Regions from separate parts of the Homo sapiens genome. Here regions 2, 3, 4, 5, 6 and 7 are each linked to region 1. A link is an interaction called in ENCODE POLR2A ChIA-PET data of the cell type or tissue named here. Cell type or tissue: MCF 10A. All regions are shown on one strand.

Region 1 (4,000 bases):
TCATGAAACACCGGACGCTACAGCTGAACTCTTAGTATTGGATCAGTGTGTCTGCCCATGCCCATTTTAGCGGCTCTGTAACCTACCATGTCACCCAGGATGCCAAGGTGTCCCCAGAGCCAAAGCTAGGAGGAAATAGCCACTTGTCTGGATTGCCTTCTTCATTTAATACCCTCCTCAGGTTAATATAAAAAGTCGCCTTCCCATCTCTGAGCTGTGCTGGAGTTATGAGGAGACAAAAGTTTTTCCAAACACATGACATAAGGCAGGTGTGTGCTACCTGCCCCTAGAGAAACTCAGCAAGGCCTTTTGCAAATGAGATGCTGAGACCCAGCATGGCTAAGTGGCAGAAATAGGAGAATTGGAATCTACATCTGTTTCAGACTTTCACTTGCCCGTCTCATGGCTTTTTTTTTTTTTTTTTTTTAGACGGAGTCTCACTCTGTCACCCAGGCTGGAGTGTACTGGTGTGAGCTCGGCTCACTGCAACCTCCGCCTGCCAGGTTCAAGCCATTCTCCTGCCTCAGCTTCCTAAGTAGCTGGGATTACGGGTGCGCGTCACCATGCCCGGCTAATTTTTGTATTTTTAGTAGAGATGGGGGTTTCACCATGTTGGCCAGGCTGGTCTCGAACTCCTGACCTATCTTTTTGCTTTTAAAAAGGCTTTTGTTTTTGTGAAAATTTAAATACATTGGCAAAAAAAAAAAAAAAGAAAGAAAAAAAATCCAAGCACTATAAGCAAATACCATGTAAAGAAATCACCCGCAACAGCCCATCCCCAACCTGACCATTGCTAACATTGTGGAGGACATTCACGCTGGCATTTCTGCATATAGACATGGCATTTTTGGTAGTTGCCTCCTTCATGTCACCTGCTGCTCTGATTTCATAGTTTTGTTGAGATAAGCAATTAAACCTGACTTGTTCTAGGATAATATTCTGAATTTGTACTCCTTTGCCAAGCAGGCAAAAAACAGAAGAGATGTAATTGCTACCAATCCATAATCCAGTCTATAATGTTGCGTTAAGAAACAGCGAAGCTCTTGGATTACTGGCCCCTTAGCGCCCCACCCCACTCTTTGTTTCTGGACAAAGTGCTATGGGAAGCAGAAAAGGAAATATCCCATTCGCCTTATCCATGAGCACCCTGTGCTATGGTTCTGGTCCTGTCCTGTTGTTCAAGGTCTTTACGCAGAATCAGTGTCCTTGACTTTGCCCCTGTGGCTCACTGTCTGCCACTTGACTCCCAGGGTCTGAAAGATCCCTGTGTTCTAAGTTCTAAGAACTTACCCTGGGCTGGCAAGCTCATTTCCTCAGCTGGGTTTCCGATTACAAGTATGTTCATGCCTATCAAAACAAATCGTACCCAGTGTTTTTATCAAAGCCTAGAAATTTACTATTGTAAATATCTCTCTCCGTGGAAATGTACCAGCGACATCGAGTCTGTGACAGATGCCATGGCTGACTTCCCCGTGGGCTAGGGCCTTCGCTTTCTGCTTGGCAGGCACTGGCTGAACCAAAATTAATCTCCAGTGTGATCCACGCAGTGGAAAAATACAGCGGCTGCCTAAGGGAGCCGCCAGTGAAAACAAGTCACTCACTTCTCCCGGCTCAAGCCACTCTGCCTCATGCCAGCCCTGAGAGCCAGGAATGATGACCCCTGATCCCCATGTACCGGAGTCACTGTGTTCAGACCCTCCAGAAAAATCTCATATTTGGCCTCAGACTGCTTTCCTTGGGAAAAAATTAATACCTCGTGATGAAAGATACTTAAAGTCTATTAATGTGTTTCCCAGGAAGAGATTGAAATAAGACTTTTAATACTGATAATGTGGCAATGATGGTTGCCAGTTTTAGAGTGAGCACTGTGTGCCAGGTACTGCTAAGGTTAAGTAACCTTTGACAGCAATACCCATTTTACAGAGGACAAAACTGAGGCTCACTTGTGAGAAAGACATGGGCTGATGAATGTAAAGTGCCTGGCACACAGTGGGCCGTGGAGAAATGTTTCCATCCCCTTGTCTCTGTCCTAATGGCTTCTGGCAGTTCTTCTGGCTCAGTTTTCCCACCCCGTAAAATGACCAATTTGCACTGGATCTGAGTACTGTTCTTCCCATCTCTCTAATTCTGGGATGTAGAAAATGCATCAATGCATACATTATGCTTTTCTGTGGTTTCCAGGCACCCATTATTTCATTATAATACCTCTAACACTCCCCCTCCCCCACCTCCACCGCATCCTCTCCTTGGAATTTTGCAAATCGTAGCTAATTTGCTTTGGACTTGCAGCCTCTGGCGTCCCTTTCCCTCCCTCCCCTGGCCCGTCAGAGGATGACATCATTGTGTGTACACCTTTAAGATTATATAAATCTGTGATCCTACAGTGGCCTCCATCCCCATGGTAACGCGGAGGAGTTTCCCTTTTGTGAGGAAAGCTGTCATGTCACTTCCTGCTGCTGACAAATCAGTTTAGGAGATTAAAATAAAGGGGGGCGGGGTGCCTCTGAGAAGTGCTGGCTGCCGTGGTTTCTGGTTGCCATACACAGAGGCAAACAATGCCGCTGCGGCCCCTCCCCGCGCCCGCCGGGTGGATCCAGGTCAACCCGGGCTGTTTTTCTCTGCAGGTTGCTTTCTGGAGAGCAGGTGGGAGGGCTGCTCACCTCGTTTCCAGAGCTCTGCGGGGTGAGCCTGTTTGAGAACAGCCTGTAGGTGCAGACCAGCAGCCCTGCTCCCCTCTGCCCACCGAGGAGGTGTCTTCCACCCCGTGGAGAACAAAGGGTGTGCTCTCTGCTAGCGCCACAGTGGACAAAACTGCTCTGCCAAGGAAGATAAGCTCATAGCCACCTTTTCCTTGAATGTGGCTTTTAAAGCTAGGCAGGAGGCCCACGCATTCATTCACTCATTCGTTCATTCATTCATTCATTCATGTGTTCAACAAATATTGATAAGTATAGTCTCAGGGGATACTTTGGTGCAAGACAAAATTCCTACTTATAAGTAGCTAAAATTACTTTTGCTATTTTCGCTAAACAGCAAAAGTAATTTTACTTTGTCACTTGCCGTCTCATGGCACTATATATGGGTGGGTTATAGAAATAAGATAATCACAAAATAAGATAAGGATGAAGGCTATGAAGGCAGGATAAACTAAGACCTGAATGATATAACCCAGTTGCCCATTTGAGAGGTGAACTGGAAAGAGGGCTCCAAGGCCAGGAGAGCAGCAAAGACCTGATGTTTGAGAGGTATGTTTGTGGACCAGTGGATACAGCGTGTGAATTGGAGTTGGCTAGACCTGCGTTCAAGTCCTGACTCTGCCACCTGTTAGTGGTGTGTAAGCTATCAAACTCTTTTTTTTTTTTTTTTTTGAGATGGACGCTTGCTCTGCCGCTAGGCTGGAGTGCAGTGGCGCAATCTCAGCTCACTGCAACCTCCGACTCCCTGGTTCAAGCGATTCTCCTGACTCAGCCTCCTGAGTAGCTGGGATTACAGGCACGCACCACCACGCCCAGCTAATTTTTGTATTTTTAGTAGAGACAGGGTTTCACCAGGTTGGCCAGGATGGTCTCGATCTCCTGACCTTGTGATCCACCCGCCTGGGCCTCCTAAAGTACTAGGATTACAGGCATGAGCCACGGCGCCCGGCCTGCTATCAAACTCTTTAACCTCTGTTTTCCCAATCTGTAATACGGCCCAGTAATATTCTCTTGTGACTCAGCTGCTCCCTATTCTGTCCCTCAAGCATGAGCGCCCCTCCGGAGTGGCTCTGGAGCGCTCCGGAGGGGCGCTCGTGCTTGAGCGCCCACAAAAGTGGGCTGCCTCACCAAAGTGACACCCTGGGCGCGCATCAGACAACGCTTTACTCTAGGCCATCAGAGCTTTGGAGCAGTGGCCTCTGTTCTAAGCCCATCTAGCCCTGCTCCACTAACCTGGGGCAAGCTGCTTCCCCTTTCGGGGCCTCGTACCCTCATGTGTAAGAAGAACCTGCGGTGAACCTCAT
Region 2 (4,000 bases), 150 kb before region 1:
TTTCCCAATAATGACTGTTAAGATCTTTTTAAACCCTACATCAGATCTCATCACTCCTCTGCCCAGAACCCTCCACGGCTTCTATTCTCTCAGAGTCCAGGTCCATGTCCTCGTGGTGGCCCACAGGCCACATCTGGCCGCTGGCCAAGCATCGTGTCCCCACCGCTTGGCCTCCTGCTGCTGTGTCCTCTGCTGCTTCCTGTCTGGTCTCCTGCCGTGCCGGGAACAGCATCCAGTGTGGCCCCATTTTAGGCCTTTGTGCCTGCACCCCTTCCTGGGACCCTCTTCCACATGGCCCTCCCTCGGACCCTCAGGGCCCAACAGAGAGGCCCTCCACGTCCACCTGTGCAAAAGAGCACCCTGGCCCCCATTCCCCATCCCCTTACCTGCTACAGCCTCTGGGATCACCTGCCATCTCATACCCATCCTGTTCTCGTCTGCCTCCTCCCATTAGCATGTCCACGCCCTGCTGTGCTCCCCAGACTCCGACACATAGCAGGTGCTCAATAGACACTTTTTGAATGAATGAATGACTAAACAAACAACACTGAATCCTTTGACTTTGTCATCTGATAATTCCCATTTTACAGAAAAGAAAATGGAGGCTCAGAGCAGTGAAGAAACTTGCTAAGGTCACATGTCGAGAGCTGCAGTCTCAGCTCACGTCTGTTGGACGCACTGCTCCCTCCTCTGATGCCTGGATGCCATCTACCTCCGCAGCCTGGGCTGATGGCCACATGGCGCCAGTCCTTCAGGAGATGCCGGAACTGGGGAGATGAGCAGACAAGAATCTGGCCTTGGCCAAGCCCCTGTGACACAGACTTGGAACAGACAATGAGACTCTGTGGGATCCACCCTGGCCCAGAGGAATTTGCAGACCATGGGGGTTACAGGGAAGGCCCCCGGCTCAATTGAGGGTGCAGGCTGTATTCAGGGAGGGCTTCCCAGGGGGAAGGACATCCTGTGTTAAGGCTCTGAAGATGAGTCTGCATTACTCAGGAAGAGAGCGAAAGGCATCTGGGCAGAGGGAACAGCATGAACAGGTGCAGAGGACAGAAACTTCCCAGCATGTGGGCTGTCTAAGGAACTAAGAGTCTGGTATTATTGAACTCCAAATGAGACGGAGGTGGCGGTGCTGGCAGCAGCAGGAAACAAAGAGGCACAAGGGAGGAGTTGGGGCTGTTTATCAAAGGTCCCCAGATGCCACACTGAAAAACTCGGGGGTTACCTTATTCCAGCCCAATGAAGAAGACTGTGCGAGCTGTGTCCGAGGAGGGAATATAGCTTATCGTGCAGCAGCCCATCAAAGTCTGATTTTGTAAGCATGTCTGTTTCAAACACAAAGTTGGGGACTTCCTGCAGGAATATTCCTACTTCAGCAGGGCCCGAGCTTGTGGCTGACAGGGGAGGCATCAAGCTGACAGCCTGTAGCCTCGGCCTCAGCAAACTCGCAGTGGAGCGAGCTGCAGGCTACAGTGGAGAAGGGACACTTGCTGGGTCAGGAGTGGAGCAGAAACAAAGGCGTGGCAAGATCTCCCTCGAGGGACAGCATCGCCTGCTTCAGGGACCCAATAACCCATAGTAGAGCGGTTGCTCTGAGTTCTACACTTGGCCCCAAGCCCAGCCCCACTTCCTAGCTGGGGAGCCTTAGGCGAGGTCAGTAACCACTCCATGCCTCAGTTTCTCCATCAGCGAAATGGGCGTAAAGCCAGAAGATTACTGGGAGGATTCATTGAGGTGATGCATACAAAGCAGCCCGCAGCTGGCCTCAGATCGGGTTTGTAGGGTGAACATGTTTGTCATCGGAGCCAACCAAGAAGGGCCCTCCCGGAAGAGGGAACACTCACAGGCAGGGCGTGAGGAAAAGCCCACTGTGGGTTTTAACATTTATGCCTCATTTTCACCGATAAAAATAATGCCTGGGTACATTTTCATGATAAAACAGTCATGAGACACAGTCAGACTAAAGACCCTGTTGCTGACCACCCCTGGGAGTAAGAAACCCACAGCCATAAGGCGTGTGTCCTCCCAGAGGTTTTCTACGCAGTGACACAGGGCCTTCCGCAGATCGGGCCATGGCAGAGTTCAGAACTGGGATTGGGGCCTGGGCCGCGTGCTCCGGGAGTGAAGTGAGTCAAGAAGGCTGTCCCCTCAGCACCTGCCACCCCTGCCGGGCCGTGCGAGGCTGTGACTCAGGAACCCACTCCCCCTCCACACCAAATCCATCACAGGTGGCTGACTCATGCCAGCACATGCTGGGCTGAAGAAAGAAACAGCAACGCTTTTAGAGCCTGTGACTTAGGAACCTACGTCAGTGTCTCTGATGGATTTTAAAAACATATAGCTGGAGCCAGGCCCCATACCCCTCACCCCATCCTGTCCTCCTCCTGCGGGGCTGGCTGATGAAACGAGGTCACCGTGGGGTCTCTGGTGAGGCTGCCGCTGCTGCTCAAAACACGCAAACTCTGACATCTGGCTGCTGGTCAACTTCCTGGGGGTCGGATAAGGAGGCCATGGGACAAGTCTCAGCCTGATGCTGGGAGAGAGGTGCGGGGGCTGGCTGCTGACCTTGCCATCACAGCACATGGACCCTGGTGGCTTCTTTGAGCACCTCTTGATGGGCGGTTCCTCAAAGGGAAAGTGGCTGGGCTGGGGTGGGGGACGGTCTCTACTCCCTCCAGGAGTATGGGGCAGAGGGTGCCCTAGGCTGTGACCTGGGGCACACAGACACAGCTGGTCATGACATGTGTAACCAAGATGTTGGGAGAAGCAGCCACAGGCAGTGAGCTCAGAGGGCCAGGGCCCTGGTGCTAGGCTGCCTGTGTTAAAATCCTGGCTGCGTGACCTTGACCAGGTCACTTAACCTCCTGTGCCTCAGTTTCCTCCAGGCTACTGTGAGGACTAAAGGAGCTAATATGTGGAAAGGGCTGGGTAAGAACCTAGTACGTGGCAGCCATAACGCGGGTCTAAGAAAGGCTGGTGTGAGCCTTTCAAAGACTCCCTGGCACTCCCCTGACCAGAGAAGGCCCATTTCTTGGACGCCCTCCATGTGCCTTCCACAGGCGCACTTGTAAGGTGGGTGCCAGCTGATGAGGTCATGGAAACTTTGCACTGACGGGAGATGAGGCAGGCCAGGATGCTTGTCCAGTCTCTACTGCAGAGTTTGTTCATGTTTCACAGCCTGTGAGGTATTATTATCCCCATTCTACAGATGAGGAACCTGAGGCTCAGAGAAGCTAAACTGCCCAGAGTCATTCAACCAGTGACCATGGTAGCCGGGATCCTTGACCACAGGTCTGTCTGACCCCAAAGGACAAGTTCACCCAGAGCTGGCTGGGGGCTCCAGCACAGCCCATTCTAAGGGGAGCAGACTGCAGTCTTGGGCGTGTTTGCCAAGAGGTGGGAGGGCTTGGTGGCAGGGCTGTCTCGTGGGTTGTCACTCCAGGTGCTTGAATAAGCACGATCCCTTCTTGGTCACCATCTGGGGTACATATATTTTTTCAGCCCAGGTGGTTGCATCTCCCCGGGGGCGGGGGGCCCACAGTGAGGAGGTGTGCGTGTACGTCTGTTCATCTGTGCATCTTCATCTTCAGTCTTCAGACAGGGCTTCCTTTGTAACCTCAGGGGTCTCCTCCTTCATTCTCCACCACAGCACCCCGTCATTCTCTTCACGGCTGCTTTATCAAAATCACATATTTCCTGTTTACCTGAGCACTGGCTGTCCCCCCGTTATAGAACATGGGCCACCAACGGCGGGGAGCATGGCTGTTTCTCTCCCATTGCAGCCCAGCGCCAAGCACAGAGCCAGGCGTGAGGTGGATGCTCAATAGCACGAAAGCCTGAGTGGAGTGGTCAAAGGGAGAGGCCAAGTCAAGGAGGAGGCACAGGCAGCAGCCGCAGCGTGATGAGGGGCGTGGTGGGGAGTGAATGTGGGTGGGCAGGGAAGGGGAGGGAGGACTTCCCCTGAGGGACCCACATCAGCTGAGGCCTGTGGGTGAGT
Region 3 (4,000 bases), 95 kb before region 1:
GCACCACTGCACTCCAGCCTGGGTGACAGAGGGAGAGTTCGTATGTATGTATATATGTGCGTATAAATAAATAGAAGGCTCGGCTTCAGGCACAGAACTGTCTACCAGCAATAGCTCTGTGCTAGAACTTTCATCTCACTGCTTTGACTTTCACAGGTACCTTGGACTCATGGCAGGTGATCCTGGTCTTCCATTTTAGAGAGAAGGTAAATTGTTTGCCTTTTAAAACTCATCTATGCAAGCTTTTTAAAAAGTGAGTCCATTTAAATAAAATACAAAGCATATAACAGTAGGAGTAGATGTAGGTGTGGCACAAACTGTGACAGTAGCCCTAGAGTGATTGAAATTTGAGAAACACTGGTAAGGACGTCCCAAATTTGAGGTTGGGGAAGTTTTTCATATCCTGACATCAATAAGTAGCACTAAAGGACACATTCCCTGCTGAGTCAGTAGAGAACCAGGCTCCCTTCAGGAAGAGAAAAGTCAAGGCTGGCCAGCCAGCTTGCTGTGGAGAATTCTTCAAGGAAAAGGGATCTTACAGCTGAAGGGCATCCACCTTTGTGCTCGGGAGTGCTCACCACCATTGCCATCCTCACCACTGGGCCTTTCTATAAACACATGCCCATTTGTGTGGTCTCGATGGTGTAAGGAAGTCTCCACCTACATTTTCCTCTACTGCACTTCCTTATCTCCCCCCTTATCTTGTGCCATCTTTTTTTTTTTTTTTTTTTTTTTTTGAGATGTAGTCTCACTCAGTTGCCCAGGCAAGGTGGCTCACGCCTGTAATCCAGCACTTTGGAAGGCTGCGGTGGGCAGATCATTTGAGGTCAGGAGGTCACCAGCCTGGCCAACATGGTGAAACCCTGTCTCTACTAAAAATATAAAAATGAGCAGGTGCAGTGGCATGCACCTGTAATCCCAGCTACTCGGGAGGCTGAGGCAGGAGAATCGCTTGAACCCGGGAGGCGGAGGTTGCAGCGAGCCGAGATCATGCCATTGCACTCTAGCCTGGGTGACAAGAGCAAAACTTCATCTAAAAATAATAATAATAAAATTAAAAAATAAATAAATAAATAAAAGTTCTTGGCAGGAATTTCTAAACTTTCCAGTGGACAAAGCGAGGCCTTGAGGTAAACTATGTCTTTCTACGTTTCTACTGAAAAGTAGTCCACACTGCAAAGGGCTTCTTCCTTTTCACTTCCTCCTCTTTTCTTTTCTGCCCTTACCTTATTCTGCCCCACCAATCACCCTGAGTTTTAGAGCTGGGGAGCACCAGGCTATCCTGGCAATGTCAAAAAATAGAGCTATGCCGTGTACACTTTGTCTAAACAAGGCCAGTAATTCACACTTGGGCTGACACACGCATTATTTACCACTTCCTAAGTACCTACTATGTGTCAGGCACAGTGCTGGGTGTCTTGACCCAAATAACATGCCTTTCGTCTTTACAGCAACGTTAGTAGATCAGTGTGATGCTTCCCATTTTACAAATAAGGCAACTGAGGTTCATTCATTCAGCCAACGAGTAGTCAGCATCCACAAGTGCCAGGCTCCATTGATGGCACTGGGGCAACAGGCATGAACAAGACAGGCAAAGCCTGCGCCTCTGAGGAACCGAGGTTCCCATGGAGGGGACAGATAATAAACAAGCCAAAGGGAGATGGGACTGTTCCAGAGGGTGGGAGGAGCTATGAAAGAGAACACGTGGGTCTGACAGAGCCGGACAGAGGGCACTGCAGGCTGGGTGAGGTCAGGGCAGAGACCCGAGGGAAGGGAGGGAGCCACTACGCCAAGTGCCTGGGAAGAGCATTCTGAGCAGAGGGAATGGCCAGTGCTTGGCCAAGACTCTGAGGTGGGTGTGTGGCTGGCCTGTGTCAGCAGCAGCGGTGGCCACTGCGGCTGGCACGCAGGGAGGGGCAGGTGGCATGGGACGAGGTCAGCGAGGCGGATGGAGGACACATCCCACAGGCCCTGCAGGCTGGGGCAGGACTCAGCTTGTTTTCGGCGGTGGATTTGAAGCAGAGCGCAGAGTGCCCAGGAGGGTGGATGAGTTTCACCCAGAGTGACCCCAGGCAGTCAGTGCCAGGGCCGGTCTCCAGCCGAGGCTGGCTCAGCCTACATCCGCTCTCGCCGGCCCTTCCTCCCCACACAGTCCCAGCCTAGGTTCTCAGGCAGAGCTCCAAACACTGTGGAACTCTGGCTATGGAATATGTTTTTGTGCTCACAAAGAAACACAGGCGTGGCTAACACCCTGGACTCCTTCCTCACACAAGATCATTCAGAAGCCCCACCATGGATCTGCAGCTCCAAAAGGACTCAAGCACCAGTCCCTCTCCTTGTCCTGACCCCAGGACCCATGCTTGGCCCCAGCCCAAGGGTGGCTTCCTCCCAGACACCTGCTGGCCCAGATTCTGCAGCAAAGCCTCAGAGAAGTCTGTTTCTTTCACGGTCACAGCTCTGAGGCTTGCACACACCGCTCCCATCCCTGCATCCAAAGAGCTCCCGTGCATGCAGTGAGGTGCAGTGGTGAGGGGGGCAGATGCAGGAGCCAGGAGGCCTGGGTTCAAACCCCAGCTCTGCCCTGGCTCAGGCAACGCTGGGCAGGTTAAATAACTTCTCTGTGCCTTGGCTTCCCAATGTGTAAGTTGTTCCTAATGACTGGTTGTGGGGATGAAGCATGTTAACAGATGTGAGGGGGCAGAATGGTGCAGGCATAAAGAGAACCCTATTCAGGGCTGGCTATGATCATCACCATCACCAAAGTCCTTCAAGGTTGCCATACCTCTCCACGCCCTCCTGCCCTCCTCTGCTAGTTCCCCGTCAGGGAACTGATGAGCCCACTTGAGCGCACTGCCTCACACACCTGAGCTACCTGAGGCTGGAGACATGTCTTGTTCACCTCTGTCCCTGCCCCTCCCTGGCACTGAATCAATGCTGTTCGGTGAAAGAATGAATAAGAAATGAACAAACATATAGGAGCATGGGATGGTTAAATATTTCTTCAAAGGTAAGATTAAAAGCTTGAAATTACTCAGGACAAGTACTTTCTACAGAAGCACCTCTGGCAGAGCTGAATAATTAAGAAAAGGCCTGTAGGCAAAGCACAGCTTAAAGGCAAGAAACAGTTGGAAAAATAGAACAGAGCTAACCCAGCCGACAAACAATCCAGAACCCCAAAGTACTGACTGTGGAGTTTGGAGTTAGAGAAACCGGGCTTCCAAATCCTGAAGCCACCACCTATGGGCCATGCTGTGGTCTTGCCAAGGCCACTGTGTACAGCTGGGCAGGCTGTCCCCTGTCCAAGGGCACCTGCGGAGGATAGCAGCAAGGGCTGCAATCCAGCCCAGGCCCAGCACATGAGGTGTGAGGGCTACGGAGGGCTCCAGGGGCCCCTTTAAGGTGATTCCCTCAGAGGTGGCAAAGAAGTGACCAGCAGCACCAGGCACCTGCGGCAGCTCTCTGAGCCCCAGTTTCATCCTGCTAAGTGGAGCCAATGAGAGCAGCCACACTTCAAAGGCTTGGGACGGCACTGTGACCTTCAGGACATTTTTTTTTCCCACCCTTCAGTCTGGAAGCAAACAGAAATGGGGGAAAGCTAATTCCAGGATGGAATATGGCCTTTTCCGTCAGCTGGGAAGGGTGATAAGGAGGCGGCCATGGGAGTTGGGGGTGGGTGGGACATGCCCCATTCACACGGAGCTCAAAGGTTCTGGCCCTAGTGGAATGTGGCTGGGTGTGGGGCTGGGCCTAGAAGCAAAGTTCCTGAATGACCAGCTGGCCAGGCCGGGGCCTGGTCCCCTCTTGGGAACCAGCACGGCCAAGAGCAGTGTCTCATCAAAACAGGAAAAATCATAGAGGAAAAATGTGCACGTAAGGGGACTGGCATGCACAGGGAACGACATGACCCAAGCACCAGGAGGAGGGAAGGGGCTGGGGCAGGTGCACAGGGGCATTTAGGGGAGCAGAGCCCTCCCCGGTAAGGGCGCCGATGACGACCCAG
Region 4 (4,000 bases), 190 kb before region 1:
CTGGTTCTGTTTATTCACTCATTTCTCTATCACATATCCATTTATTGTCATTCACCCACTTATTTACTCATACATTCATTCATTTGCTCATCAATTTATTTGGTACCTACATGGAGCCAGGTACAGGTCTTGATTAAAGAGATCTGGGGAGGAGTGCTCCCAAGAAGTTCAGAGCCTCACTGGTGAAGGAAAGCCATGTAAAGACAGATCTTGAGAACCCAAGATCATCAAGGAGTATCCATGATCAAGCAGAGCAGGGAAGGCTTTTTGCTTTGTTTTGTTTTGTTTTTAACATGCTGTGTGGTTCAGTAAAATTAAAACAGGCACAATGATATCCTGGATGACAAGAGCTGGAGGCTGTCATTCTAACAATGTAGTGAGACTGGCTGTCTTGTCTCATGCCCACCCCTGGAAACATGCGCAGGAACTCAAAGCACCTAGCACAGAGGAAGTGTCTGGTGAGTCTTTTTATTTCTCGAGGCAGTGGCTGCATGGGGAAGTGCTTGAGCCCTGGCACCCAAATCGCTTGGGTTTGGATCTCTGCCACTGCCTGGTTCTTTGGCTTTGGAGAAGATATTCAGCCTCTTGGTCACTCAGTTTATTCCCATCTGAAAAATGGGAATAATGATAGTACTTACCTCATTGGTTTGGTGTCAGGATTTTTTTTTTTTTTCGAGATAGAGTCTCGCTCTGTCGCCCAGGCTGGAGTGCAGTGGTGCAGTTTTGGCTCACTGCAACCTCCACCTCCCGGGTTCAAGTGATTCTCCTGCCTCAGCCTCCTGAGTAGCTGGGACTACAGGCGTATGCCACCACGCCTGGCTAATTTTTGTATTTTTAGTAGAGACAGGGTTTCACCATGTTGGTTAGGCTGGTCTTGAACTCATGACCTCAAGCAATCCACCTGCCTCAGCCTCCCAAAGTGCTGGGATTACAGATGTGAGCCACCACACCCGGCCTGGTGTCAGGATTAAATGAACCCTTAGCACAATACCTGGCACAGAGGAAGAACTTAATAAATGTTGGAATTTATTTATTTATTAGATGGATAATAATGGCTCTTCTTAATGGGCTGAGCATTTACTGTCAGGCATTGTGCTAACAGGTTTACAAGCATTACCTCATTTCAGTCCGTTAAATAACAGTATGAATTGTCCCTTTTACAGGTGAGAAAACTGAGGCTCTGAGTGAGATGGGAACAAAGGATGGACATAATCTACCATTAGATGCTCAATATGGTTATTATTTATCTTGCAGCCCATAAAGATAATAATGCGATCCGTATTTATTAATCTAGGAAGATGTCTGTTAAGTGAGGGCTAAGCTATACAATAATATGAACAGTATGATCCCATTTTGCTTATCAAAAGGCATCACTAAAATGTTATCATTAAATGATCATCTCTGATTAGTGGGATTACGGGTGACTTTCGTTTTTCCCCTTTTACTTTTTTTAGTATTTGATAATTTTCCTCCAGTGGGCTTATGAGCCTGTGTTATTTGTGTAATTAAAATTACATTTTGAAGATTTAAAAAATTGTAAGAACGCTGTCCCTGCGAATGTTTAATTTAGATTTTCTCTGCAGGTTGTTTTAAAGGAAAAACAAAACCAAAAAAAGCACCTCCTGCTCTGACCACCCCTATTTCCAGTTTTCCCTTTTGGCACAGCAAAGATGACCTTGGGACTGAGGTGGAACCATGTAATTCTTCGTAATCCCAGAGTCAGGCAGACCTGGGTATGAATTCCATCTTTACTAACTGTGTGACTCACTGTGTGGCCATGCCAAGTTACGAGGTCTCTCTGTTTCCTCCTTCCTAAAAAGGAGATAACATCCATCTCGAAGGAAGATCTGGCCTGAAGAGCAGTCACTCTTGCCTGGCATGCAGAGAATGCCAAATCATATTAATGACTGGCCAGAATGAAGTGCGTGACCTCATCACTCCATAACTGACAGGAAACAACTGCTAGGGCAAGAAAAAAGGGTCTCCAGTGAGTATTCTTGTCCACACACATCCCCACTCACGTTCCTGGACCACTGCATCTAACTGCCGCAGCAGCTAATGAACCTTCTGGAATAAAGGACCAGTTTCTTAAGAAGGGATTGAGACCTCCAGTGGCCTCCCACATTGTTTCCGGCAAGAATTTAAAAATTATTTGTAACATATAGTAATAAAAACTAACCACAGGCTGGGCGCAGTGGCTCACGCCTGTAATCCCAGCACTTTGGGAGGCTGAGGCAGGTGGATCACCTGAGGTCAGGAGTTCGAGACCAGCCTGACCAATATGGTGAAACCCTGTTTCTCCTAAAAATACAAAAATTAGCTGGGCATGGTGGTGGGCGCCTGTAATCTCAGCTACTCAGGAGGCTGAAACAGGAGAACTGCTTGAATCTGGGAGGTAGATGTTGCAGTGAGCCGATATCGCGCCATTGCACTCCAGCCTGGGCAATGACTCCGTCTCAAAAAAAAAAAAAAAAAAAAAAAACTAACCACAGCTACTATTTATGAACTCTAGTGCCACACCCCATTTCTTCCCAGGTTTCACCCCCTCTTCCCAGGTTTCACCCACCCCAACCAGTGTTGTTTGCAACACTTCAGCTTCTCTCCTCACGAAGCACGTCTCCAGAGACGCCTCTTCCGCAACTTCCCAGGGAAGCCATTTCTGCCTGGACCCACCACAGCTCCCAACCTGTCACGCACCCCTGGAGGGTTTTGCTCTGTAATCCTGATTTAGAAATCCTCTTATATGAAACCACTGTAATCCACATCTGGTTAGACAATTGGAAAAGTTCATTGAAAGGAGAAATAATAAAAATGGCATCCATCCCTTAAATGTTGTATGCCAACGTAAAACACATTCGACAATGACCCTGGGCTAAGGCTCTACCTTACAGAGAAACCTGTATCGGTGTTCCCCTCCATTTTCCTTACATAAACCAACCAAAAATCTTCAGTTGTTCCGTTCTCTGTCTCTCTCCCTCTCCACACCCACCTTCCCTCTTCCTCTCTCCCTCCCTCCCTCTCTCTTTCTCTCTTTTTTGAGACAGAGTTTCACTCTGTCACCCAGGCTGGAGTGCAGCGGCTAGATCTTGGTTCACTGCAGCCTCCACCACTCCCCCCACTTCCCCCCCGCCGCCCCTGCCCCCACCGCAGCCTCCCAGGTGGCTGGGACTACAGGCCACCACGCCCACTAATTTTTGTATTTTTTCTATAGAGACGGGGTTTCATCATGTTGCCCAGACTGGTCTCAAACTCTTGGGCTCAAGCAATCCTCTCACCTCAGCCTCCCGGTGCTGGGATTATAGGCGTGAACCATCGCGTCCGGCCTCCCAAATCTTTTACAGTTGTCTTGTTCACTTCTCATTCAGCAGCATTTTGAGTTGGGAGGGGTAACAACTCACCTTAATCAAGTCTCTCTAAAGCATTCAACTTAGTTTTACTAGGTTCATTTCTTGTAGCTCATTGGTTTAACTAATAGTTCCCCAAATCACATCCTACCAGTATAAAAGCACAACTGGTATAAACACGTTTGGGAACACACATAACTCAAGTATCAGGATGTAAGAGCGAGAGCATGGGGAGAGTTAAGAATTTCTCACAGACTGATTCCCTCCCACATTCATCCCTGGTGTGTTTATCCGTGTTAGGGCTGTTCTGATGAAAGTCTTGTAGGACTTGGCAGCAAGATGGGAAAGATCCATGGAAGTCCATTGCTCATAGCTGATGATGATCTCTCATTGCTGAGCTTAGGGTTGAAAAAGGAGTGCCAGGTCCTTTGAAATCAAGAAGAATTTATGAATCACCTTTCATTTATGGAGCCCTTAGCTCAAAGCTCTAAAGTTAGTCTTTTCTCAAGATTATATCCTATTTGGGAATGCTCATAATGGTCCAATCACCATTTGTGAAAACTTACTGTGTACCAGCAATAAACACTCTTCTACATAGACAATCTCATTCTAATATAATTTCTGTGCACGTTATAGATTCTATTTCTGAAACAGCC
Region 5 (4,000 bases), 64 kb before region 1:
ATGGTCCATCCACTCAAGAGCCAGTGGGAGATGGAGCTAAGAAAATCAGATTGTGTCTGCAGTACGTGGGAAGGCTCTGGGTCTCTTTGAGCAGGGAACAACAATACAAGTTAAGTTTTCGGATTATCAATCTTGTGGAAGCCTGTGGTAGGTAGCCAGCCTCCAGTGACCCTGATCTCCTGGTATTCCCATGCCCTTCTAGAATCACCTCCCACAATGAATAGGGCTGACCTATCCTGTGTAATCAACAGGATATTGCAGAAACGACAGTTATGACTCCTGTGGCTACGTCACAAAAGACTGAGGCTCTGCTTAGCCACTCTTGAATCACTCGTTCTGAGGGAAGCCAACTGCCTGTCCTAAAGAGGCTCAAGCACGATTATAAAGGGGCCTGGTCGGTGAGGAATGAGGCCTCCCACCAACAGCCATGTGAGTGGGCTCTCTTGGAAGTAGCGGCTCAGCCCCGGTCAGGGCTTCAAAGCTGCATCCCCAGCCCACAGCTTAACCACAGGTTCTTGAGAGACCCTGAGAAACACCCAGCTCAGCTGCTCCCGAATTCCTGATCCATAGAAACTATAAGATAATAAATGTTTGCTTTAAGCCATTAAGTTGTGGGTAATTAGTTACACAGCAGTAGATAAATAACAGAGACTCCATCCTCATTATTTTTTTTTCCTACCAGTAACTTCTCCCTGCCTTCCTCCATCTCACCCCCCGCCAGCCTGGGGAAATAGAAAACCACTTTGGACTCAGATCACTCTCTGCTGGGTGACCTGGACCAGTTGCTTAACTAGCTGGGTGTCTAGGTATGAAATGAAGGATAATAATACCTTACCTGTGGCAGGTAGCCTCTGAAATTGTCCCAATTAACCCACCTCTTGGTATTCATACCCTTGTGTAATTTCCTCCCTTCAAGTGTAGGCTGGACTTATGGACTCATTTCTAATGCACAAAATATGGCAGAAGTGATGAGCATGTTGCTTCTGAGATTAGGTTATCAAGAGATGGTGACTTCTGTCTTGGACACTCTCTTGCTATCTCTTGGATCAGTCACCCTGGATAAGCTGGCTTCTGTGTGTGGCTTCTGTGCCCTAAGGAAAAGCCCCTGTGGGTGAGTTTGCAAGTGATTCTTCTAAGGCAGGGGTGTCCAATCTTTTAGCTTCCCTGGGCCACGCTGGAAGAAGAAAAACTGTCTTAGGGGCCGGGCGTGGTGGCTTACGCCTGTAATCCCAGCACTTTGGGAGGCAGAGGCAGGTGGATCACGAGGTCAGGAGTTTGAGACCAGCCTGACCAACATGCTGAAACCCCGTCTCTACTAAAAACAAAAACAATTAGCTAGGCATGGTGGCGCATGCCTGTAATCCCAGCTACTCAGGAGGCTGAGGCAGGAGAATTGCTTGAACCTGAGAAGCAGAGGTTGCAGTGAGCAGAGATGGAGCCACTGCACTCCAGCCTGGGTGACAGAGGGAGACCCCGTCTCAAAAAAAAAAAAAAAAATAGAAAAATTGTCTTGGGCCACACATAAAATACAGTAACACGGGCTGGGTGCGGTGGCTCACGCCTGTAATCCCAGCACTTTGGGAGGCCATGGCCGAGCACCTGAGGTCAGGACTTCAAGACCAGCCTGACCAACATGGTGAAACCCCGTCTCTACTAAAAATACAAAAAATTAGCCGGGTGTAGTGGTGGGTGTCTGTAATCCCAGCTACTTGGGAGGCTGAGGCAGGAGAATGGCTTGAACCCAGGAGGCGGAGGTTGCAGTGAGCTGAGATTGCGCCATTGCACTCCAGCCTGGGCAACAAGAGCAAAACTCCATCTCAAAAAACAAACAAACAAAAAAACAGTAACACAAACAATAGCTGATGAGGAAAACAAATCACAAAAAATCTCATAATGTTTTAAGAAAGTTCAAGAATTTGTGTTGGGCTGGATTCAAAGCTGTCCTGGGATGCATTCAAAGCCATCCGGGGCCACAGGCAGCCTGCAGACCACACATTGGACAAGGTTGAGCTAAGGCCTGACAACAACCCTGTGAATGAATTTGGAAATGGATCCTTCTGCTCCAGTGGAGGCTTGACATGACCACGGCCCTGGCCCCCAGCTTGACTGCAACCTCGTGAGAGACTCTGAGCCACAGGCAGCCAGCTGAGTTGCACCTGGATTCCTGTGTGATAACAAATGTTTGTTGCTTTAGCCCCTAGGTTTAGGGTAATTGGTTATGCAGTAGCAGATAACAAATACATTGGCCTAAGACAGAGCTTGCTGTGAGGATGGAGTAACATGTATAGTGCCCACACATAGTAGGTGCTAATTCATTGCTTGTCTAATGAGTCAGTCAATAAACAAATGAATGTTCTATAACACCGAATGTTCTCTGAATCCAAATGTTCACTCCCTTCCACCCACTCCCGTCCAAAACATCACCAAAAGTTGTTTTAAGCAGAGAATGGCTGGGTCAGATTTGTTTTTCTGTAATGGGAGATGGGTTTGTGTCCCATGGGTGCGGCCGGTTCATCTGTGGTCTGGGTGAAGAGAGATTTAAAAATAATAATCCTTTGTCAGCTCAGAGAGGACTTTAGTGTAACTTAGATCTCATAGCAGGTAGGTCTCTGGAGAAACAACTCTCCTTTCTCACTCTATTAAAGTCTCTTGACCAACTAGAAGACACTCATGTGTTCATTCATTCATCCTTTCTTGTATTTGTTCATTATACCATTATTCACTGAATACCTCTTTTAGGCAGATACTCTGGATGTAGAAATGAACCTGACATACCTCAAATTTCAAAAAAGAAGGGAGGAGGTAAGCAAAAGTGTGATACCATCACAAAAAAATCAGGGACAGGGAAAGGGTCACGTATCTCTGGTGCAGTTTTTTGTGATAAGTGCAGTGACAAGGGTGGTACCAGAGGATCTGGGAGTCTAGAGGGAGTCCCTGATTCCACCCGTGGGGATGAATTGGTCTGAACTCTTTCAGCTGAAAGTGACAGAAATCATCTAAAAGCAACACACACTGTCTATGGCACTCAAAAAAAAAAAAGAAAAAAGGAAGGAAGGAGGGAAGGAAGGAAGAAAGGGAGGGAGGGAGAAAGAAAGAAAAAAGAAAAATTAAAGTCCAAAAGTCCAGAGGTAGATTTGGATTTCAGGCACAGTTGGATACAGGCACTTCAACAATTGCATCAGGAATCTGTCTCTTCCCATCCCCAGGTTCTTCTTTGTTTTCCTCTGGCCTCGTCTTGAGGCAGGCTTCCCCTTGTGCTGGCAAAATGTGTGCCTGTAGCTCCAGGCTGATATTTTCCCACTCAGCAATGCCAGGAGATAAAGATTACCACTTCCCCCGTACCTCCTGAAAGGCTCCTGGGCTGACCCCCAAGGGTCTGGCTTAGGTCACAGCCTAAACAGTGGCTCCAGGGGTTTGGAGAGTGCTGATTGGCCAGGCCTAGGCTGGCAGCCAGGCCCTCAAACCTGGGGTGGAGTCACCCTCATCCTACACACACAGACTCAGATGGAAGAAGAGTGGTTCCCTAAAGAAGAGTCTGGGCAGTGCAGCCAGAGAAGGAGGTATTGGGAGGCTAAACCATCAGGTGTCTTGGACAGAGTCAGGAAAGCTTCTGGGAGGAGGAAGAGTCTGAGCTGAGACCTGATGAAGAAGTTAGTCAAGGGGAGAGAAGCAGGCTGGGTACATTAGTTATCTATTGCTGCAAAACACGTTACCCAAAATTTAAAACTTTAAAACAATACACAAGGTCTTAGTCCATTTTCTGTTGCTATACAGAATACCACAGACTGGGGAATTTATAAGGAAAATAAATATATTTCTTACAGTTCTGGGGGCTGTGGGAAGGGCAAGGCTGAGGGGCTGCCTCTGGTGAGGACCTTTCTCCTGTCTCATAACATGGTGGAGGGCATAGCATGGTAAGAGGGCATGAGCATGTCAGCTCAGGCCTCTCTTTGCCTTTTTCTTTTTTTTTTAGTAGAGACGGGGGTTTCACCATGTTGGC
Region 6 (4,000 bases), 120 kb before region 1:
ATTATTTATTTTATTACTCAAACTGCTGCAGGCTGACTTTCAAGTTGGCTCCTAGGTCCTGCTGACACCAGGCACTCCAGGCTCCTCTATCTTTACCCTGCCTAGCCCTGAAATCAGCCATTTCTCCAAGGAGCCATGGTTCCTTTTATTGAAGAATGGTCTTTAGAACCCAAAGTCTGGATGAGATTGTGATTTTTTTTTTTAATGGATAAAAACATGCTTTGGTGGAAAACTCAAATCATTTTTAAGGTATAAAGAGAAAAGTAAATCTCCTTCCTACCCCTGGGCCCAATTCCTCTCCCAGGGGCAGCTACTGTTTTTTTTTAGATGGAGTCTCGCTCTTGTTGCCCAGGCTGAAGTGCAATGGTGTGATCTCGGCTCACTGCAACCTCCACCTCCCTGTTTCAAGCGATTCTCCTGCCTCAGCCTCCCGAGTAGATGGGACTACAGGCATGTACCACCATGCCTGGCTAATTTTGTATTTTTAATAGAGACGGGGTTTCAGCATGTTGGTCAGCCTGGTCTCGAACTCCTGATGTCAATTGATCCACCCGCCTTGGCCTCCCAAAGTGTTGGGATTACAGGCGTGAGCCACCGCGCCCAGCCTGGCAGCTACTCTTGACAATTTCTTTCATGTCCTTCCAGATGGTGCCTGTGCCTTGAGGGGTTACAGTGAGGATAGAGAGTAAGTGAGGAAATGCTTGAAGGGCCCCCGCAAGATGCTCAGCATTTCTTTCCTCCCTCCTGTCTTTCCTTCTTTCCTCCCTGGCCCAGATGATCTGCACAGAGAGAGCAGGCACAGGCAGTGGAGATGGGGCAGAGGGCATGGCCAGAGGTTGGCTACTCACTAATGGCCCCGGTGTACGTTGGCTGCGTAAGGTCCTTGGGCACCTTCCTGTAGATGTCAAACCTGTGGAGAGCAAATGGAACAGGAGTGAGGTGGGCACAAAGGGTGGGTCTCAAGGCAGCAGGCAGTGGTGCTGGCTTGTGTGACACATGGTTCAACAAACCATGGTTCTTCCCACAGTTTTTCTGCTCTTTCAGGACACTTTCTCCAAGATGCTTCTCTGATGGAACCCCTGCTCCCCACAACACCCTTAGATCACATCCCCTTGTCATCTCTTCTTCATAACATTTCTTTTTTTTTTTTAAACAGGGTCTCGCTCTGTCACCCAGGCTGGAGTGCAGTTGTGCAATCTTGGCTCACTGCAACCTCTGCCTCCCAGGTTCAAGTGAGTCTCGTGTCTCAGCCTCCCAAGTAGCTGGGACTACGGGCATGTGCCACCATGCCTGGCTAATTTTTGTATTTTTGGTAGAGACGGGGTTTTGCCATGTTGCCCAGGCTGGTCTCGAACTCCTAAGCTCAACCGATCTGCCCACCTTGGCCTCCCAAAGTGCTGGGATTACAGGCGTGAACCACCAGATGACCCTCCCACTCATCGGTGGGTCTTCCATCAGAGTGTAACTTCTGCGAGAGCAGGGGCCTAGTTAGGTTTTGTTCCCTGCCACGTTCCCAAACCCTAGCATGGGCCTGGTGCAGAGTAGGCACTGGATAATTATGGAATGTATGGAACCCCTGAATCGGGGGTGACTCTGACGCTAGAGGAAGCAAGGAAACGCACAGCCCTGCTCGAGTTATGTGACGATGCTGCATTCTTGCTCCACGTCACCTCTCCTCCCCCTCTTCCCTTTCCTGCCTCCTCCTGTTTCCACTCCGGCTGCACCCCCCAGCTCCTGCTGTCTGCCTCATGGAGACTCTTCTTAAGAATGCTAAGGCATGAGGTTAACAGAAAGTCCTGCCAGGAGCCCACGGTCTTAGCATCAGCTGGTGATGGCTCTGGTTCCTGTCTTGTGTGATTTCTTTCCCTCACAGAAGCAGACAGATGTCTTTCTTTCCTATGGATCCCACCAGAGCACAGGGAAATCGTGTGGTGTAGTGGGAGAATTCAGGGTTTTGGAAATCAGACAGACACAGGTTTAATTCTGGCTCTGCTTCAGCTATTTAAGAGTTAAGACCCTGGAATCAGACTACCCTGGTTCAAATCTCGGCTGGTCCTCTCGTTCACCATGTGACCTTCAGCAAACGACTTCACCTCTCGGAGCCTGTTTCCTCCTTTGTAAAAATGGGACCATTAGTACTAGACCCTGTGAGGCCACGGAAAGGAGTGAGGGAAAGAAGTGTCTGTAAAGGATGTGACGCAGAGAGCTCGCAGGGGAGGCTCCCCACACACTTGGCTTCGTTTCCTTCACTTGAACCTGCGTAGCAGACAGTTCTCCCACAGCAGAGTTTGATCGACAGAACCCTCCTTAGTCCACACGGCATCCCAGCTCTCAGACAGAACTTGACTTGCTGGAGAGGCCGGCGGCTCCAGCCCTTGGGGGTGACAGGCTGGTGTGCGGTTCCTCTTTGGTGATTGGGAAACAAGAGTATGCCCAGCTAAACCCGACGCAATGCCTTGGAAACCTTGCGTAAGGGCCGATGCTTGAATCAGTGTGCTCACCCTAATTACACGTGAAACATGCTCAGTTTCCTAAGACCTCAGGGGAGAAAAATTCCTGCGGGCTGCCAAGTTCAAAGGTACCACTTTCTCTGCCGCCTGCTTAGCTCCCAGTCACCTGTGCTTGTGCCCCTGAGGGTACTAGAAGCTGGGGCTGGGGTGTGGTCGGGAGGTTGGGGGTCTCTGCAACTCACCTGTCCATATTTACTCATATCCCTTAGTCAGAAAGTGGGGGCCGCTTTAACACTGAGAGGTGTGTGAGAGGTAAGAGCATGTGCTGTGGAATCAGATGCCTGGGCTCAACTATGACCACTACTGTACCACCCTGGGACCGTCACTTAACCTCTCTGTGCCTCAGTTTCTTTGTCTATAAAGTGGGGGCAACAACAGTAACTATCTCACAGCATGGTGGTGAGGCTCAAATGACTGAGCACATATAAAGTACTTAGGCAGAGCCTGGCACCCCAGAAATGCCACGTGGATATTTGTGGTTACTATTATTATTAACGCTTGTTTGACAAACATTTACGCAGTGCCTACTAACACACCCCCTCTTTTAGGCCCTTAGGCAAGGAGATAAAAATCAACCCTTGGCCCAGTGAGTTTGTAGTTTAGCGGTAGAGGCAAAGAAAGGGAAGGAGAAGGTAGTGGCATCCTCATCACGAGGTGCTGGATTAACTCAGGAGGGGGTACCTGACTTGGCCTGGGGTCCTCGGTGAAGCTTCCTACAGGGGGTGATGTGTGCACAGAGCAGGAGGGGGAGAAGATGGATGGGTGGAGGGAAAGAGCAGCCCAGGCAAGGAGAGGAGCAGAAGCAAAGACAGAGTAGGACCGAATCTGGGAAGCTGGGCGCTGTCCTCTCTCCGGCACAGGGTACAGCCCGATGTGCAGGGAGAGGAGGACGGAAAACTGGGGCGGGGCTGGAGGAGAGGGTCCTGAGGGCCAGGCTGTGGCTAGGGAGTCTCACACCAAGTGTCGATGGGGGCCGGCGGGCGGTCTACTGTGGGAGACTGTGAGAGGTCAGCAAATTTGGGAGGTAGGGGTGGGGAGAGGGAATGGAGAGAAAACAAACCAGCAGGCGGCCATCACCGAGCCCCAGCTGACACCTGCCAGGTAGAGATGCGGGCTCAGGAGGCCAGACCTTCTGAGTGTCCAAGAGAAGCCAAAAATGTGGAATTTTACATGGAAGTTCACCATTCTCAAATGCTGGGCCAACACTCTACAGGACAAATGAGACGCGTCTGCAGATGACATGAGGCCTGGGGCCTAGGCGGTGACCATTTGAGCGGAGAGGCCTTGCGGAGCTGGAAGAGGATGTGGTCCGCCTCGTGTCATAGGAAGGCCAGCCTGGGCCAGTGGGGAGGGCATGTGGGTTCTCCTAAGACTGGAGAAATGAGCAGCAGGAAAGGGCTGCAGCGGGAGGGGTCTCGTCCTCACTCCACCCCAACTTCGTGTTAGACCTTCAGAAAATCCCTGGCCCTTGCTGGGCCTCAGCTTCTCTG
Region 7 (4,000 bases), 160 kb before region 1:
GTGGGCAAGGCAGAGTGCCATGTTATAGCTGGCGCAACAGCCAAGGGCAGCAGATGACTGGGAGAACAAGGTGATTTCAGAGAGTGGTCTATGCTAGGAAGAAAAAACAGGTTTGTCCTTAGGAGTGAGGGTTACTTTAGATAGGGTGACCAGTGAGGGCTTCTTGGAGACGGTGGCGTTTGAACTGAGACCTTAATGCCAAGAAACAACCCCCATAGCAAGACCTGGGCACAGAGGGACCTACAAAGGCAACGGCCCAGTGCCAGGGACTGAGCTTGGGAGCTGAGGAAATAAAAGCCAGCCCTTCCCCAGCTGTCCATTGCTTGATCTCATGCTTTTTTCTCTCCACTTGAGCCAGCCTGAGATAGCTTTCGCCACTAGCCCTGGAGAAGGCAAGGTTTTCTGTCCACACCCTCTCTCTGCTTGCACACTCTGGGCCTTCTTAGCTTGATCCTCTTTCCTGTCCAGCAGCTGAGGGTCCATCGTAGCTGCAGACATTTGTGGACGGCCGACGTCGGATGACATGTTACCATGACACAAAACGACAATGACCACGGCACCACACCAAGAATCATCTACCTCTATTACAACCAGACATTTGCACTCAAATAAGGAGGTGCTGCCGTATACTTATCCGTTGCTGGAGGCAGCATGAATGGGAACCAGACACAGCTGGAAAGCAATCGGGTAACAGAGCGCCAACCCTGTACATATCAGAGGCATTATTGCCACAGTGAAACACAGGAAACGACAGACACTTTCGGTGAGAAGACAATGACTTAGAAAAGCAGAGCAGAGTGGGGACAGATCACCTGAGGTCAGGAGTTCAAGACCAGCCTGGCCAACGTGGTGAAACCCTGTCTCAACTAAAAATACAGAAAATTAGCTGGGCATTGTGGCAGGCACCTGTAATCCCAGCTGCTCGGGAGACTGAGACAGGAGAATTGCTTGAACCCGGGAGGCTGAGGTTGCAGTGAGCCGAGACTGTGCCACTGCACTCCAGCCTGGGTGACACAGTAAGACTCCGTCTCAAAAAAAAAAAAAAAAAAGCACAGCAGAGCTGCAAGATGGACAACTGTGCTCCCATTACAACTGGAAAGTAAGAAAATCGTGGCTATGTAATAAGGTCAAGTACAAAAAGCAGACGGTAAACTGCAATCCATGCCTTGGAAAAAAAGAAAAGTGAGTTCTGCTTATGGACAAGGACTCACAGGGACACAGAAAAATGAGGTTCGATTTGTCGGGGGGGCAGGTCACAGAGGGATGTTTTCTTTGCCTTGGATCCCTGACAATGGGAGAGCAAACGCATTTCAGGAAATAATAAGAAAAGATGTGGGTTAAAAGGTGAGCTCAGGTGAGGAAATAAGAAAAATCCAGGTACCCTGTGCAGCAGTGGGTCTGCAGGTCTGCTTGAGCACACAGGCCTCCCGGGCCCATTCTGTGCACGTGTCTGGGGCCATGTGAGCTCATGTGTGTTGGTGTGCACGAAAGGTATGCGTGCTCTCCTGTCTGCGTGTGGAGATGTGCGGTTCTCTTTGATCTGGGCCAAGGTGCCAGGGAGCTAAGGAGGGCGAGGACTCTAGGAGGAGCCACTATCGATGGGAGGAGTCTGAGCAGGAGGAGAGTGAGGTGTGGGGGAGGCAGCCATGTGGTCACAGCTGACTGGGCCACCCACAGACCTGTTCTCACGGTGCGACCTGGAGGCAGAACAGATCCTGGTTCTGCCATAGCTCCCTGTGGGATCTTAGGTAATTAGTTCAACTAAGGATGATGATGTGGCTGTGATGAGAGCAACAATAATGGTAATAGCTGGTATCCACTGCGTGCGTGCGTCTGCTGTGCCCCGGGACAAGCCTTCTTCCTTCTCCATCAGGGTCTGGGTCTGGACGGGGCTGGGTCCACCTTCCCACTGGTTAGCTGTGGGAATGGAGTGTGAGCAGCAGCCTCCCTGCCTTGGAGTGGGTGCTGGACAGGCACCCCCACCTCTCTGCCCTCCCCCTCCCTGCCTGCTGTACTGGGCATCTTGGAGCAGAAGGCTGTTCCCAGCAGGGATACATACGGTTGGAGGTGAGTCTGTCTGCTCCCCCGAGAGCATTGAAAGCTCCGTGGATGTTCTGGACCTGTGGAAAAATGCAGTGAGGGGATGGTCCCCAGGACACCTCCACCTCCAGGCCTGGCCCTGGTTGTGGGGGATGGCCAGGTACCACCTGGTCTAGGAACCCTACCAATGTGTAAAAGGGGGCTCCAGCGGATTTGTGGGGAGCAAGAGGCAGCAGGGGCCTGGCACATAGTAGGCACAAGCTTGTTTCCCATCTCTAGCCCCTACTATGTGCTGCTCCATCCTGGCCCCTTCATATAATTTCATTTCATGCCCCTAATGATGTATTATTGGGCCCATTTTACAGAAGAGCAAATCAAGGCTTGGAAAGACACCAAAACTTGCCCGGCTGGTAAGTGGCTAAGCTAAACTCTGAAATCAGGTCTGTCTGACACTAAGCTGGACTCTTTCCATGAAGTCACACAGAAAATTCAAGTGAACATGGATTCTGGGTCCCAGAAAGTTTCTCCTGAGATCCCAGGGTCCTCTGAAAGGCCCATAGAGGAGTCCAGGCAGGGATGCCCCAGAGCTGTGGGCCCCCCATCATGTCTGCTGCAGAGAACGTATAGCAGATGTGAAGAAAACCCTCCTCCGGGCAGTGGGGTGGGCTGCTGTAGAGTAGGGCTGAAAACCACATCTCACCTTTTCTCTGAGGACAATGGGAAACCAGGTTGGCCTCAAGGAACATCTAAAGAAGGACAAGGCATACCTGGTAAATGGAGCATGCTACCATGGGCATGGTTAACAGGGGTTATCGAGCTAGACACCCTGGAGGCCTTCCTGGAGGAAATGACATTGACACCAAGATCTGGAGGAAAGTGGGAAGTTAAACTGGCAAGCAGCATGTACAAAGGCTTAAGTATGGAGACAGGCCCACGTGGCCCCCAGGAGGAAGGAGAGTGAGGTGTTTGAATAGAAGGAAGGAGGAGACATCGGAGAGGTACGTGGGGACATGATTCTGTGGCCACTCCAGGAGCAGTGGGCAGCAGCGGGGTGGCATAATCCCTGATCCTGGTCTCAGGCGGCTGATGTTTACTGAGCACTTAACACACCTGCATGTTCTCAACAAGCAATTCCTCAACAACTGGAAGGAACTGCAATTTCTCAACAAGGAAAAGGAAGTTTGTCTATTTGCTGTCTTGAGACTGACCGTGTGAAGGCTTCATTTCTAACCCATGAGAACGGTGGTTACAGAGACAAGAAGGCTAGAATGTTCTCTTCCATTGTCATGTGACATGGCTTTATCTCACATTTATTTGTACCATTTATTTTTATTTTTATTTTTTCTTTTTTTGGGAGGAGTCTTACTCTTTCTCCCAGGCTGGAGTGCAGTGGCATGATACCAGCTCACTGCAATCTCCACCTCCCAGGTTCAAGTGATTCTCCTGCCTCAGCCTCCTGAGTAGCTGGGATCACAGGTGCCTGCCACCACGCCCGGCTAATTTTTGTATTTTTAGTAGAGACAGAGTTTCACCATGTTGGCAAGGCTGGTCTCAAACTTCTGACCTCAAGCAGTTCGCCCGCTTCAGCCTCCCAAAGTGCTGGGATTACAGGAGTGAGCCACCGCACCTGGCCTGTACCATTATTTGATCAACATCTGTCTTCCCCCCTAGACTGGAAGCTCCAGGTGGGCAGGGACCATGTTTGTCCTCACCAAGGTATGCAAGGCCTGGACACGGTAGGTACTTTGTAAATATTTGTTGACTAGATGGATGGACAGAAAATGAATGGATGGATGGGCCCTAAGCTAAGTTCTGTACATTTTTTTAAAAAAATCAGATTTCCACCCCACTAATGACTAAACTTGGGACTGTAGTTTCTGTGTCCTTCTGTTTTGCCCCTGCACGTGGCAATGCGAGACCGCTGCTCCTCTCCCCTCCACCTGCCTCGGTCTGGGCCCTT

Evidence for each region. ChIA-PET counts read pairs that join two places held together with the same protein. Peaks named below come from ENCODE experiments on the same cell type or tissue, not always from the same donor. Only the 100,000 strongest peaks of a DNase experiment are listed, where the experiment ranks them.
Region 2: POLR2A ChIA-PET joins it to region 1 with 16 read pairs; 26 of 35 experiments call an interaction of 5 or more read pairs at or near these places.
Region 3: POLR2A ChIA-PET joins it to region 1 with 23 read pairs; 29 of 35 experiments call an interaction of 5 or more read pairs at or near these places.
Region 4: POLR2A ChIA-PET joins it to region 1 with 14 read pairs; 25 of 35 experiments call an interaction of 5 or more read pairs at or near these places.
Region 5: POLR2A ChIA-PET joins it to region 1 with 30 read pairs; 30 of 35 experiments call an interaction of 5 or more read pairs at or near these places.
Region 6: POLR2A ChIA-PET joins it to region 1 with 19 read pairs; 26 of 35 experiments call an interaction of 5 or more read pairs at or near these places.
Region 7: POLR2A ChIA-PET joins it to region 1 with 10 read pairs; 26 of 35 experiments call an interaction of 5 or more read pairs at or near these places.

What each region holds. Positions count from the first base shown.
Region 1 is chr5:172,763,924-172,767,923 of GRCh38, reverse strand. No RefSeq gene overlaps it. Among named protein-coding and RNA genes, the nearest start is that of DUSP1, 5.3 kb to the left of the region's middle. RefSeq lists an enhancer at 2,291-2,510. In MCF 10A, no CTCF peak of the experiment used is centred here; DNase peaks (open chromatin) are centred at 263, 1,143, 1,633 and 2,403.
Region 2 is chr5:172,918,855-172,922,854 of GRCh38, reverse strand. The region is part of intron 5 of ERGIC1 (endoplasmic reticulum-golgi intermediate compartment 1); the gene reads right to left. Among named protein-coding and RNA genes, the nearest start is that of MIR10523, 5.8 kb to the right of the region's middle. RefSeq lists enhancers at 1,995-2,639, 3,968-4,000. In MCF 10A, no CTCF peak of the experiment used is centred here; DNase peaks (open chromatin) are centred at 2,304 and 3,064.
Region 3 is chr5:172,859,045-172,863,044 of GRCh38, reverse strand. All of the region lies in intron 1 of ERGIC1 (endoplasmic reticulum-golgi intermediate compartment 1), which reads right to left. Among named protein-coding and RNA genes, the nearest start is that of ERGIC1, 27 kb to the right of the region's middle. RefSeq lists enhancers at 1-29, 2,877-3,877. In MCF 10A, no CTCF peak of the experiment used is centred here; a DNase peak (open chromatin) is centred at 2,074.
Region 4 is chr5:172,953,612-172,957,611 of GRCh38, reverse strand. It overlaps RPL26L1-AS1 (RPL26L1 antisense RNA 1), which reads left to right. Exons shown (of 4, transcript NR_026682.1): 3 at 310-458; 4 at 1,584-2,830. It also overlaps a transcript of RPL26L1 not described here. Among named protein-coding and RNA genes, the nearest start is that of RPL26L1-AS1, 3.8 kb to the left of the region's middle. RefSeq lists an enhancer at 1,342-2,541. In MCF 10A, no CTCF peak of the experiment used is centred here; DNase peaks (open chromatin) are centred at 1,791 and 3,681.
Region 5 is chr5:172,827,441-172,831,440 of GRCh38, reverse strand. No RefSeq gene overlaps it. Among named protein-coding and RNA genes, the nearest start is that of ERGIC1, 4.8 kb to the left of the region's middle. In MCF 10A, no CTCF peak of the experiment used is centred here; DNase peaks (open chromatin) are centred at 280 and 2,410.
Region 6 is chr5:172,885,609-172,889,608 of GRCh38, reverse strand. ERGIC1 (endoplasmic reticulum-golgi intermediate compartment 1) reads right to left here. Exons shown (of 10, transcript NM_001031711.3): 2 at 849-910. Among named protein-coding and RNA genes, the nearest start is that of MIR10523, 27 kb to the left of the region's middle. In MCF 10A, no CTCF peak of the experiment used is centred here; a DNase peak (open chromatin) is centred at 2,458.
Region 7 is chr5:172,924,629-172,928,628 of GRCh38, reverse strand. ERGIC1 (endoplasmic reticulum-golgi intermediate compartment 1) reads right to left here. Exons shown (of 10, transcript NM_001031711.3): 7 at 2,060-2,120. Among named protein-coding and RNA genes, the nearest start is that of MIR10523, 12 kb to the right of the region's middle. In MCF 10A, no CTCF peak of the experiment used is centred here; no DNase peak of the experiment used is centred here.